Regions from separate parts of the Homo sapiens genome. Here regions 2 and 3 are each linked to region 1. Evidence: chromatin contacts called from ENCODE Hi-C or POLR2A ChIA-PET data. All regions are on one chromosome and are shown on one strand. The core of a region is the stretch at or near the end of the contact, and the rest is flanking DNA. Distances in the headings are between cores, read along the strand shown.

The links. Hi-C counts contacts between places; a loop is a spot of excess contacts on that map. ChIA-PET counts read pairs that join two places held with the same protein, here RNA polymerase II (POLR2A). Pooled maps may share reads with other maps.
Region 2: a loop to region 1 is called in a map of GM12878, with 5 times the contacts of the local background. The contact joins two enhancer-like sites. A Hi-C loop is called at or near these places in 4 of 168 maps with a recorded cell type or tissue (GM12878, HCT116, HepG2 and 1 more), 2 of 37 single-sample maps with no recorded cell type and 5 of 50 pooled maps. POLR2A ChIA-PET finds 5 or more read pairs at or near these places in 1 of 52 experiments (BJ).
Region 3: a map of CD4-positive, alpha-beta memory T cell shows a loop between it and region 1 (14-fold over the local background). The contact joins the promoter of PRTFDC1 here to the enhancer-like site in region 1. A Hi-C loop is called at or near these places in 9 of 168 maps with a recorded cell type or tissue (CD4-positive, alpha-beta memory T cell, Caco-2, GM12878 and 5 more), 4 of 37 single-sample maps with no recorded cell type and 22 of 50 pooled maps. POLR2A ChIA-PET finds 5 or more read pairs at or near these places in 3 of 52 experiments (BJ, H1 and WTC11).

Annotation. Positions count from the first base shown.
Region 1 is chr10:25,079,273-25,083,919 of GRCh38, forward strand. No RefSeq gene overlaps it. Among named protein-coding and RNA genes, the nearest start is that of LINC01516, 31 kb to the right of the region's middle. Within about 2 kb of position 1,864, at least 5 of the 41 ENCODE cell types and tissues checked have a DNase peak (open chromatin) inside an H3K27ac peak, as active enhancers do.
Region 2 is chr10:24,899,370-24,904,016 of GRCh38, forward strand. All of the region lies in intron 3 of PRTFDC1 (phosphoribosyl transferase domain containing 1), which reads right to left. Among named protein-coding and RNA genes, the nearest start is that of PRTFDC1, 51 kb to the right of the region's middle. Within about 2 kb of position 2,727, at least 19 of the 41 ENCODE cell types and tissues checked have a DNase peak (open chromatin) inside an H3K27ac peak, as active enhancers do.
Region 3 is chr10:24,949,838-24,954,484 of GRCh38, forward strand. PRTFDC1 (phosphoribosyl transferase domain containing 1) reads right to left here and starts at 2,769. Exons shown (of 9, transcript NM_020200.7): 1 at 2,691-2,769. The coding sequence starts at 2,738. It also overlaps a transcript of THNSL1 not described here. RefSeq lists a silencer at 2,930-3,119.

The DNA of each region.
Region 1 (4,647 bases), core at 614-3,113:
TTTCCCCCCACGGTGCACAGTGTGGGTTGTGTCTTCAGGGCAATGTGAGGATGACAGCGGGAATGGTTTCAGGATTTCTCCACGGCACTAAGCTCTTACTCAGCTGTGGGCCCTCCTGACATTTACTTAAGACAGAGCACTCTGTCTTCACCTCTACAACTTTCCCTATGTCCAAGTGGTTTTATGCCCATTTGTTGTAATCTTGATTTACTTAATTTCTTTACACACATCTGCCTATTGATGAATCCCATCTCCCTTCCCCAAATTTTTATAACCTTTCCTTTCTGATTCAACTTATTCCAGATCCTGGTAACCTGCAGTTTTTCCCTTTCTGTACAGCCTATCTCTAGGTGAGTTCCAGAATGACTGTTAACAATGCAGTTGGTATAATCCTGTAGCTCACTAGCAAAATTTATAGAGAACCAAAAAAAGTCTGTTGCCATTTTTTCAGGAGTATTGGTATATAAATCCAAAATTACTTCTTTCCAGTTATAAATTTTAAAAACATTTATTTTAATAGTGTTTTTAAATACAAAAACATTGGAGGCATGATGTAAATTCATCTGTAATCCTACCTTTCAGAGATATTTGTCTTAGACTTTTGGTACCTTTGCTTTAAAAAAATTACAATAATTGAGATCATTTTGTACATCAGTTCTTTAATATGCTATTTTTCACTTGACACTAATTTATAATTATTTCCCAAGTCACTGAAGTTATTATTGAAGCATGATTTTAAAGGATTCATCATATTGTATTATGTGGCTTCATCATAATTTACTCTACCATTCCTTTGATATAGACCTTTCCAATTTTGCTATTGTAAATAATACTATAACAAATACTTTCCCCCATATGTCTGGGGCATTTTATTTTATTTTATTGAGATAGAGTTTTGCTCTGTTGCCCAGGCTGGAGTACAGTGGTGTGATCTTAGCTCACTACAACCTCTACGTCCCAGGCTCATGCAGTCCTCCCACCTCAGCCTCCTGAGTAGCTGTGACTACAAGCACATGCCAACACACCCAGCTAATTTTTGTATTTTTTCTACAGATAGGGTTTTTTCATGTTGCTCAGGCTTGTCTTGAGCTCCTGGGCTCAAGTGATCCACCCACCTCGGGCTCACAAATTGCTGGAACTACAGGTGTAAGCCACCATGCTGGACCTCTAGGGCATTTTATCATAATAGGGGATTCTTGAAGACCACAAGAAATGTCTCTTTGTGGCTAGGTACAGTGGCTTGAGCCTATAGTCCCAGCTACTTGGGAATGAGATTAGGCCTCAAGGATTGTGTGAGTCCAGGAGCTCAAGTCCAGAGTCCAGTCTGGGCAACATAGTGAGATCCTTTTCTTCTTAAAGAAAAAGAGAAAAAAGAAGGGTCTCTTTGACACTGAACTGCAGGAATTGGCTACAGGCAGCAGTTATACTTTTGAAGAGATAAGGGGCTCTTGCTTTGCTTGCTTGTTGAAATGTTAGCTATTTTTGAGGATGTTTGAAGCCAGAGATATCAAGCAACTGCTGTTGACACCTGCTTAGGTTATCACTTAGGTAAGTCAGATGAAAGTTGACCAATTTTCAACTAGTAAACCGAGTTTGCAGGCTTCCTAGTTTCTATCTTCCATGCATTATTCCAGAATGAGAGTAAGGCTGGCCCTTCTGTGAGTGTTGATGTAGTGTTCCCTATTGTCTAATACACTGTATCTCCCCTCAGTGATGATCTGTCAAAGGAAGAAACACATCCATGAATAAAGTGCTCTCCAAAGTGAGATGTGTCCCAGGTAGAAGTGACACCCTTATCCCCTCCTTGCTCCCGTCATTGTATTTCAGATGGCTGCATTCGTTTGAAGTTCTTCCCTGTAGAGTTCCGTGGAAGGACCCTGACTCCCTCTAGTGGACAGCGCCACTAGGCAAACAATAATTCCGCCCGGCAAAGTCCAGAAGCCAGGAGTAAGTGTCCTTAAATGCCCTCTTGAAATAATGGAAGCTGTGTTTCTGAAGGAGACTCTTCCCAGTCCACAGAAGTTTTTGTCTTTAGCGGGCCATCTGTGTCGACTGCTGCCACAAGACATCAGGGGATTTTTTTTTTCCTTCAGGGCAGCAATTAATTCAATAATCTACAGAGTTGTGTTTCTTTTTCACTAGCGTTGGAGACTTGTTATGTCCAGATTTACTTTATGCCACAGGCAAGAGGCATTACTAATGTGAACAGAACCCAAAAGAAACAAGCTATGAATCTGAGAATGCTCATATAAAGGACTGGAAAAAAGTCATAAAATCATTCTTTTGCTTTAAAAAAAATTCATTAGGAATGTAGAGAAAAACAGAAGAGACTGTTACAAGCTGTCTTAATCTGTTTTGTGCTGCTATAATAGAGTACCATAGACTGGGTAATTTATAAAGAACAGAGGTTAACTTCTTACAGTTCTGGAGGCTGGGAAGTCCCCTATCAAGGTGACAGCACCTGGTGAGGGCCTTCTTGCTGTTCTTGCTCTGTCATCCCATGGTGGAAGAACAAAAGAGCACGAGAGAGAGAGAGACAGAGAAAAAGAGACAACTTGAAGACTTGAAGCCCGAAGTCCTTCTATAGTTGGCACCATGACCTAAATATCTCCTATTAGGGCCCACATCCCAACACTATTGCATTGGGGATTATGTTTCCAACACATGTTTTTTTGGGGGACACATTCAAGCCACAGCACAAGGATTACTGGAAAACCATATACTATGTCCGAAGGGTCTATAATATGTTTTTCTCACAGTTCATCCAATCACCTCAGATAACCATCCTGACATTTTAAGAAGGAATTCAGAAGCTTCTATGTATGAATTGTCTAAATCGTTTATTGGTCTCTACATGTGCTTATAACGAAGTCTTGGTAATCCAGATAATACAACCTGGTTCCTGGCAGTGGACCTATACCTCCTACGTATCTACCTACCTAGGGCAAACTGCTTGGAAACGCTGGGTCTAGATGTTCTTATTTGTAAAATTACAGGGTTGAATTAGATGAGATGTAAACAGCTCTTCTAGTTCTAAGTCCATATGAAAAATAACATGTAGTCTCTTCTTAGAGGACACCTAAGGGAAGATTTCTTTCCACTGTTGTCTGCCACCATCACTGTTTGCCTGTGATCTAAGGCAAGTTCCGTCAACAGAGCGGGAAACATTTCCTTTTTCTCATTCCTGGCTCAAGTGTCCTCTAAATGTGCCATTGCTGTTCTGACCAGGGCATTTGAGCATTTCAAATCTGTACTTGTTGAAGAACAGACAGCCTCTAGTACTTAACGTGCAGCTGCAATGGGTGAAGAAAAATGCCCCCATTTTATGGGAATCTCAAGAATGGGATGGCTGTATGTGAATCCTTTGTCTTTGATTTAAACTGAGACAACAGTGAACACTATAGCTCTGACCTGTGCAAATACAATAAGCACTTCAGCCCAGAAACAGTTTTACCTCTTGTATTAGGTTGGGCTTTCAGTATGTATTTGAAGAGGAGCTATTTATGGGCTTGCAAAGTGCTGGAGGAAAGGAATTTAAAGGACGTCCTTGAGCGAATTCAGGGGGTTTTATTTCAAAAGGCCAAACTGTGCATTAACCCTTCACTTCCTGGCACATACCACCTACACGCTGCTCTTCCAGAGGTCTGGGAGAAATGGGTGATTAGGTAGCGGGTGGGGAGGGCAGGATTCACTTGCATGGTCTTGAGAAAGTCACTTCCTCAGTGTGACGGCTCTTGCTCTGGCTGATGGGGACCTGTGGAATTGGGAAGAAAAAGCAGTTGAAGAAGAGGAAGTCTTTTTGAGTAGGGATGAGGGTGCATTGACACTGACTAGTTTATTTGCACATCATTCAAGACTTGGTATTTTTTTAAAATCTTGATATTTTCATTTAGTCATAGTGGAAGAATGCATGAATTTTTTTTGAAATAAAGTAGACTACTACTGCATTGGCATGCCCATTGTAAAATATAACTATAGTAGATTTTAAAATAAAAACAATTTGTTTGTTGGACAAAACTGCAATTAGTCCAGGCTCAGTTTATTGGAACGCCTGCAGAATCACCTTTCTGCCTGCTTAGGTGCAGACAATAAACACTGTGATGTAACCATGTCATTTTGGTTTTAGTCTGTTCTGTTTTCAGTGTACTTATTTAACATCTTTGAGCTTGAATTAGAGAAAGTAAGAAAATAAATCCTTTATTTGACCACTGGTTACCTTTTTAAAAATTTGATGAGGGAGGTGGCTGAACCCCCGTTAGAGTAGGGCAGTAATACGGTTCCCAAAATATTTGCATGTGATGCAAGTTAATAAACGACACCCCAGAAAAAAAGGTTCTGTGCTCTAATGAATTTAGTATTTCTCAAAGGGAACAAAGTAATCCCTGTTCTCTCTGGAACCTCAGCTGACCCTGCCGCTGTGTCATCCCATGCCTGGCGATAGAAGAAATGAGAGCATCCTTGTGCCCCCTGGCACTTGGACTTGGTCGGAGGAAATTTGCTGGTCTGTTGCTAGGGAGTATGTGTCTCCTGATCAAATGACTGGACTCCAGTGTTGAAGAATGGCTACACTGAAAGGCGCAGACACCTCACTGTACATCAGACCCTGCTGTCTCCCAGGCCACCTGGTATATATTCTGCCACGGCCAA
Region 2 (4,647 bases), core at 1,477-3,976, 180 kb before region 1:
TTCCTTTGTGACTGTGTGGTTGGGAAATGCTCTGAGATCAACTGGATTGGGGTTATACGCTTGGAGCTCTGTATAACTATTCCCGGCTATACTGTTTGAGTGGGACCAAACAGAATGACCTGCCACCTCTGACCAACGACCGCATCCTCCACAAAACTTAGGGGGTGGGAATTGATTTTGGGAAATAACAATTTACCCATTATATGGAAATCAAGCAGAGCATTTCTAGAGCATACTGATTTTTAACTAACCAGAAAGTGGACTCTACCATGCTATCATCAGAGATGCCACATCTGACATCTGAACCATATACTTTAGAGACAAAGAAAAAATACAACATGGCTCTTTAAAAATCCAAGTTTTCAAGATAATAGAGACAGATGACAATGATGAATGATGGTCATTTTAAACATGTTCCCACAACAATAAAATGCTCTAATTCAGTTAGAGAACAGCCAACAATGTTGCGGGAAGTATTCCGAGTTGAACAATAATGCTGCTTTTGTGGATTTCTTTATTTTACAGATATGGGTATCTGTGGACTCTCATCTACTGGTATTGGGGGATTTAGGGCATTGGTGGAAAATGGATTGGAAAAGAACTCAGAAATTTTATAGAACTCACACATTTTATTTATGAAGAAAGTGGTAGATATGTGGAGACTGCTAGCTGGTGACAGTTTAAAAATCAATTTAAAAAAACTTAAGCTATTCCATCAATGGGCAGAATTCCACAGTTCTCCTAATTTACTGATGCAGCCTCTCCCTTTTGAAAAGTGGCCTACTTATTTGATACCATTTCCCACACTGTTGGATTGGGAGAACTTAAGTAACTTTGCCCCTACAGAATTTCCTCCCAAATGTAAATTCTTGAGAAAACCTAAGCCAATACTGAGCAGATGTGAGAAACGGAACATTGCCCTGGTCTTGATTCCCAGTGTCTTAGCTCTGGGTGTGTAGCTTACGCACTGTTCCATGTCTAGGCTCAAAGAGGCAGAGAAACTAACAAGCCAGGAACTCGGAAGCTCTGTGGGTGATATTTTACCCTTAGGTAACTTAGAACTTTTGCATCTGAATTTTTCCTATCAACTTTTGCAGCTCCATAAAGTTATCCTCTTATTAACAGAAAGGCAACACCTCAGATCCTTCTAGAATCTTGAGTGGAAACAGAGGGAGAAGGAATGTGTGGAATAATTTTGTGAAAGGATAACTTGCTGAAAAATATGATCTTTTTGATATACAGCTCTTTATTCTTTTAAATATTCTCATCAAAGTGATTCACTGAATGAAAAAAATTCATTGAATAAAAAACATTCTACAAACCAAATCAACAAATCTATATAATATTGTTTGCAAGCCAGTTAGTTTGGAAATTTTAGTTCCTACATTTTGTACATGTTTATATTTAGAATTAAAAAATAAATAACCTGGGTAAGTACTGTTTACAAAGACTTGGGCCGAACATTTTATATAAATAAAAATCTATGCATAAAGCTTGTACCTAAAAAGGAAGAGCTCTGTTTCCCAGGCATGACCCTACGAAAGGAGACTATTTTGTGGTAACTTGTCGCTAACAGGTGTTTGCAATTAGATTTTGAAATTTGTGGGTCTGAATATGGAACCTGAAACTGTCAAAGTACAAAGCAAGTACAACTCAGAATCATATTATAGCATCGGAAATGTGTCTAGTTTTCTCGAATTTTTCAGAATCATATGCTTCAGACATCATTACAAATCTAACAGAAAATTGTGTCTTGGTTCCTATATGTATGTGTATCACAAGCCACAATTATAATTCCTCTGTTTCTCACATGGCCAGATCATGCTCTTGTTTCTTGTTTTTTGAATGGCAGAGCAGGGTAACATCAAGTCAATAAGAAAAAAGGAACTTGCAACTATGTAAGAAAGAAACTAAGTGGGTGTTTCTTTGTTGGCAGAATGTCAGCAATTAAGGGTGAAGGAACCCAGCAGGCCTGAGAGAGTGTAATAAAAATAGAAATTATAGATGGAAAGTCTCATTTAAAGAGAAATGACCACCACCACCTCACTTACTAACATACCCTAAAATGTTTTTTATTTTAAAGGCTGAAACAGGAATGTAATCCCAGCACTTTGGGAGGCCAAAGCGAGAGAATTGCTTGAGTCCAGCAGTGTGAAACCAGCCTGGGCAACATAGCAAGACTCTGTCTCTACAGAAAGTTAAAAAAAAAATTGGCCAGGCATAGTGGTACATGTCTGTAGTCCCAGCTACTCAGGAGGCTGAGGCGAAAGGATCGCTTGAGCCTGGTAGGAGGAGGCTGCAGTGAGCTGTGATTTCGCCACTGCACTCCATCCTGGGTGACAAAGAAAGACCCAGTCTCAAATAAGTAAGTAAATAGATAAATAGAGGCTGAAACAAAGCGACTTCATTTCTAATCTTTCACATGATTTTATACTAGTCATGCAGAGAATCTCTTACTGTTGTGTTGGCTCACTCTGCATTTGCAGTGAATTTCTCTTCCAGAACATGCATGAACAGCCAACTCCCCAACCACAGATGGTCTAAATGCACGGTGACTGCCACAGGTATCCACCCACAAGGGCCAAAGCCCCTTGCTGCAATTCCTGCACCCTTTATCTAAGGCGTGGTTGGTTGTTAGGAGGTGGTGGAGAACAGAGTGAAGGGGTGTGTCCTGGTGACGATCCCTGCACAGCTGCAGTGGTTACTGGCAGTGAAAACTGCTGCAGCAAAGGGAGGGAAAGAAGGAAACTGATGGCTCATAGCAATCAATGGATTACTCATCAAAGCTGCCTCATTGCTGGATGGAGGAGGGAGGTGATTATCCAGGATTTTTTTTTTTTCTCCTTAATCTTCCAACTGCTCTTTTGCAAAGCAGCAATCCACATTCTAGTTAGGCATTAATCTCTGCCTGGTTAGTTTGGCCAACTCATAGAGCTGTGGACGGATGCCAATGACTCACTATTACAGGGCCCCACTTTATTTTTATCTGCTCCAGGGCCACAGACTGTAACCTTCAGTACAGTTGATCATCTTGAAAAGGTGCATGTCATTGGAACCTTGAGCAGGAATGAATTCTAGGAAATGTGTAGTTCAGGCCTTTTGCAAAGGAAAGACCCAGTCAACTTCTGTCCAAGATCTGGTGGTTTGGTGGAGTACATCAGAACCAAGACTAGAATCTCCTCCTCATAAATTCCATTGCAGTGCAAACTGTCTTAGGAAAGGCGATTTTTCTAGGTGCTCCAGAGAAAGTTGACTTTTATATTTTTCTTCAAACTTAGAGCAAAGAGAATGACAAATTCAGAGAACTGTCTTTTCTCATCACCCAGTGACAAGGTAACAAGAAGGAAAGTAAAATGGACTCTAACAAGATTACAGTTAGATTTCCTTCTTCCTCATTGCCTTGATACTCTGACATAATTATTGGTTTGGATATTTATTCATTTATTCTTTTGTCAAATATCTGCTGATTTTAAGAAGGTCGTGAAAGACTGAGTTAGATTATTTGGCTCAAGTTTTCTCCTGTGAATTTAATAAGAAAATATAGGGGCCAGATGCAGTGGCTCATGCCTGTAATCCCAGCACTTTGGGAGGCCAAGGCGGGTGGATCACCTGAGGTCACGAGTTCGAGACTAGCCTGGCCAACATAGTGAAACCCCATCTCTACTAAAGATACAAAAAATTAGCTGGGTGTGGTGGCAGGCACCTGTAATCCCAGCTATTCAGGAGGCTGAGACAGGAGAATCACTTGAACCTGGGAGGCAGAGGTTGCAGTGAGCTGAGATCGTGCCTGAGATCGTGAGCGCTCCAGCCTGGGTGACAGGAGTGAAACTGCATCTCAAGAAAAAAAGTAAGAAAAAAGAAAATATAGGGATTGTTGTGAGAAAACATGTTTGCACCTTTTACTAAGGTGCATTTACTAAGTAAATTATTTATTAGGCATCCCCTATAAAGTGAAGACTAATAAAGCCAACGATTGGTAATGTTCTATTTGTTAACTGGTAATGATTATACACAAGGTTGTTCGCTTGGTGGAAAATTCATTAAGCTGAACATTCATGATGTGGACACTTTTCTGAATGTATATTGCACTTCAATTCAAAGTTTTTAAAAGGTGCCAAGTATAGGAAGAAATTAATAGGCACAGCCCTAGTTCCTAAGAAGCTTCTATTTTAATACAATCATCCTACACTATTTATGGAAAACGAAGTCCCAGAGAGTACTGAAGTCTAGAGAGGTCTCACAGCTGGCTTGGGCAGAGCCAGGAGTAGGAGCTGGTCTTCTGGTTTGATATTCTCTTCATTTTGTGTATCCACTCCTTCTCAGGATGAAGTTGTATTCTTTTTTTTTTTTTTGAGACAGGGTCTTGCTCTGTCATCTAGGCTGTAGTGCAGTGCTCCTGGGCTCCAGTGATCTTCTCTTCAGCCTCCCAAGTAGCTGGGACTACAAGCGAACACAACCACACACCCAGCTAATTTATTATTATTATTATTATTATTAATTTATAGGGCTGGGTCTTGCTAACCTCCCCAGGCTGGTCTCAAACTTCTGGGCTCAAGTGATTCTCCTGCCTCAGCCTCGCAAAGGGCTGGGATTACAGCTGTGAGCTACTGCACCGAGCTGGAGTTCTATTCTAAGAACTGTATTTGA
Region 3 (4,647 bases), core at 1,519-4,018, 130 kb before region 1:
AATTCTCCTGCTTCTGCCTCCCAAGTAGCTGTGATTACAGGCATGCACTACCATGCCAAGCTAATTTTGTATTTTTAGTAGCAGCAAGGTTTTACGATGTTGGTCAGGATTCTATTGAACTCCTGACCTCAGGAGATCCACCCACCTCGGCCTCCCAAAGTGGTGGGATTACAGGTATGAGCCACCTCACCTGGCCCTCTACTCTCTTGATACCCCTCTCACTACCTCTTTGCATCTTTCAAAAAATTACCTTGCTTCCAAGAGGACCTCTGTTGACACCAATAGACTGGGCTATTTACAGTGTTCTCTCACTTGTTTTTTAGACTTCAACAATTTACCTACTCTATCCGTGCATCTAGATTCACCTTATTCTTTTCTAAAAGTATGTAGTATGTTACGGTAGTACAAGTTGAGTACCCCTTATCCAAAATGCTTGGGATCAGATGCGTTTCCAATTTCAGATTTTTTTTCCTTTGGATTTTGGAATATTTGCATTATACTTCCTGGTTGAGCATCCCTAATCTGAAAATCCGAAATCCAAAATGCTCCAGTAAGCATCTCCTTTCAGCATCATGTTGGTGCTCAGAAAGTTTCAGATTTTGGAGCATTTCGGATTTTGGATTTTTGGATTAGGGATGCTCAACTTGTACTATATTTTAACCATTCTACCAATGCAGTGGTTGTTTAAAAGATTCTCCCTACTAATGGCTTTGTAATTGTTAAATACAGTGGCTGTTTTCCATCTTGGTATCCGACTTGCTGTCCCTGTAACATCTGACACTTCTGATGACCTCTTGACCCCGCCCCTCCTGCTCAACAATGCTCTATTCCCAAGGCACCCACCATGCTGCCTGCCCTCCCACCCTTCAAAGTTCTTTCTCGGTTCCTTCAACCAGCTTCTCCCCCACAGGCAGCCTCTTATATTTGGGACTTTCCAGGCTTCCATCCTTAACAGTTGCTTTAATTGTTTTTTCCATATTCACTGAGCACTCCCGAACATTACATATTATTCTTTTTGCTGATGACTTCCAAATCTCTCCAATCACTCTCCAGAATTCCAAATGTGAATTTCAAATTGCCTACAGTGCAGGCCAACCTGTGGGCCTTACAGGCACTACAAACTCAATTTGTCCAGAATGAACTTAATGATTGCCCTTTTTGCGTTTTAGTCCCCCTCCCATCCATCACACCGCTAGGCTTGCCCCTCCTCCTGGGGCAACTGGAATGGTTTTTGTAAAAGCATAAATCGGATACAATGATTCTTTTGCATTTGGTATGCGGGTCTCTGCCTGCAGTCCACATGGCTACTCCTGTGTACCCTTCAGATCTTGGCTCAAAGGTCACCGCAGAGAGGCTGCCCTGACCACCTGAGCAAAAGCATCACTCCCCCCTTCTCCTCCAATTACCCTCTATCCTGTTACCCTCCTCCTATTGCACATATCTCTATTTGAAATTTTCTCTATTTGTTTACACACTGCTTGCCTATGTCTTCTCTAGAACGCAAGCTCATGAAGACAAGGCCTTTGTCTTTTGCACCCCAGAGCCTACAGCACCTCCTACAACCCAGCAGGACAATAAACGTGTGGAATGAATAAATCAACTCCTCATCCTTTCAGAAGGAAAGGTCCTGCTGTTAAATTAAGCACTGAGCCCCACATTTCAACCTGACCCTTCTGTCTGAATGTGACACGTTTCCCTCCCCAGCCCACTTACTTTAGTTCAGGCCATTCATATTCATAAACAGATTATCTGTGAATGACAAGCTGATCCCTGGAAAGAGATGGCAAGTTAGCCCCACCCACCATCCTCACCACCATTGAGTTTCACACTGAACCTGACACAAGTTATAACCACCACCTTCTAGGAAAACCACTTCTCAGGGAGCAGGGAGGACGTGGCCACAAGGTCAAGAACGGGTTGGATCCTAGCACACTGAGAGATGGGTACCCTCTGGCTGACACCGTCAGGATTCTCAGGGTTAATGAGGCTCAGTTCTGGGAAACCAGCACCCCACACCCTCCCATCCGGACACACTGCTAGATATTTTACATGCATCCTCCCAATTGGCTCCAGAGCCCAGCTTGCTGTTGCTCCCTTTTACAGACAAGCCATAGGTCACTCAGGAGCCGCCAGCGTGTCCTAGAGCTCCTGCAGAGGCCTCCACTGCCAGAGAGCCCCCAACCTGGGTACCAAAGGCTTCAAATCTCAAGCTCTGTCCACTTGAGCTACTTTATTTCCTAGCTGCCTTCAAAACCCCTCAGTGTGCTTTTTAAAAACAAAACTTGAAGCCCGCCCTGGAGGAGTCAAGAGGAGACCCAGGAAGAAGGAGGCCTCCAGAGCAGCACGCGGGGGTCTCTGGGGCCCTGCCGGGCTCGCAGAAGCGACTCCCCGTGGCTCGCGGGGATGGGGACGGCTGGGCGCCGGCGGGACGCTGCAGGAGCGAGCTACCGGCCGGAGGACACGGGGGGACGCTGGGAACTCGGGGTGAAGGGACGGGACTCAGAGTTTCGTCAGATTGGGGGCGGGGAGAGGAGGCCCGGGTCCGAGGATGGAAGCGATCCCCGCCGGGAGGGAGAACAAAGCGGTGGCCCTCTCTCTCCCCCGACGCACGGCAAGCATTTAATCTACAAGCAGGGTGCCAGGGAGGGAGGGGAGCGGGCCGAGCCCCAAAATAGGGAGTTTGCATTTACCACGACGCCTCGCCCGTAGTCTGGCGCCTCCTCGCTGCTCCCGGCCATGTTTCTCCCGGGGAACGCGGGAAGGGAAGACGGCGCGGGAAGGAGCAGGGAGGGCGAAGGCTGCGTGGGGGATGGGACGTGGGGATGGGGACGGGGACGGGGACGGGGACGGGGACGGGGACGGGTCCGCCCCGCCCCGGGCCCGCCGGCGGGAAGCAGCGGCCTGACGCGGATCCATGGCCCCGGCGCTGCGCCCCCTCCCCTGGCTAGGCCGCGGGGGCGCGGGGAGCAGCTGCCAAGCCGCTACCGCTCCCCCTGAGCGCGGGCCCCGGACGCGTCCCTTGCGGCCGCCGCTGTCGCCGCCGCCCCCTGCCGGATGGTCGCGTGCAGCCCCCGGCCCCGCCGCCAAGCCCCGCGGGGACTCTGGAGCAGGAAGCCCGCGGCAGGAAGAGAACGTGTCCCCCAGGCCCCTGATTCCCAGATCCACCGTCCCAGCCCTCGGGCTAACAATCTCCTTGACTCCTCCCTGCCAGATTTCATGCACGCGATTGTCCCAAGCAGAAGCGTGAAAGAGCCTGTGAGCCAGCGTGCTCTTGGAGGATGGGAAGTGTCCTGGATGTGTTTTCAAACCTTGGAGCCGCCACCCACCTCTCTCCACCTCCGCTCATCTCCCTCCACCTCCCCTCACCTCCCTCCACCTCCCCTCACCTCCCTCCATCTTCCTCCACCTTTCTCCACCTTCCCCCACCTCCCTCATCCCAGGGCCTGGAGCTGGAAAGATTACACCCGATTGCTTTTAGGGTGGCCCGGATCTGCAGTGATCAGATCTGGGCTTTGAGGATCCAGCCTTTCGGCCTTTCGTCAACTGCATTCAGGGGAGGAGGGGGAGAGATTTTTACACATTCTCTGCTTTACCAGTTTTGCAAGAACATCTGGTCAGATTGTAATTGTTCCAGGTTGCAGCTTTACTAAAGCAATCGCTCTTTTCTGATTAGAAATCCTTCTTGTATGAGTCTGTTGTTCATTTCAACCCCTCTCACATGCCTATGCTCCGGTTCTTTGTCCACTCCTGTAGGTTCCTGCTTTTTCTGGGTGTGTCTTCATTCCCCAGGTCCCTGACATCTCACCAGCGTCTTCATTCACTCAGCCCAATTCGGGTCGAAGCCCTGAATCCAAGAGAACTTAACACAGTTTTCCTGATGCAGGCGTCTTTTGTTCATCTTCGAATTCTGGCACACAGAGGGGAGAGGAATGCTGATTTTGCCTAGTTTAAAGGGGAAATAGTTATCAATCGGTTAATGACGTTCTAGGTTGGAAAAATATTAGTCATTCAGACTTGGCGCCCTGGTCCTGCTCAGCAGGGCTGGCTCTTCATGTCGTTTCTAAGCGCCAGCGCCTTGGAGGGTGCAGCTCCAGAGATCCCTGAAATCAGGCATCTGCTTGGCAACTGCCTTACAGAAATGGGGGGTGTTGTTTCTCAGCACACGGGTAAACATTTTCTCCTAGTAATTGTGAGAGGGCGTTGTTTTGAGCCATTTTTGTAGTCTGCATCTCACTTCTTTTCCCCAAAGTCAAGCACCATCTTTTATTTTCATTTTCAAAGACCAGGCCCAGGAACCATATTCACAAGCAACATCATTAAAATTTCCAGGAGCAGAAAAGTGCTATCATTAGGATGATGATCAAACTTTAGAGTTCACAAGACTCTCCTGGGGAGCTGGTTAATGCAGCTTCACTGGGTGGGGAAGATCTGTGGAAGCACCTAGAATCCTGTACCTGCTGAGAGACACCAGATGGGTGTGATGTGGGTGGCTCATGACCCATGCTTTAGGGGATTCCACTAGACCATCTTACTGCTTGGATATCAAAACTTAGCCATGAGGCTCAGTGTGGGTGCAGGGCCAGATTGGGGGGTACCAGGAACTTCAAAATATGTCACAGGAGTAGTTGCCATACAGAAGTCAAAAAG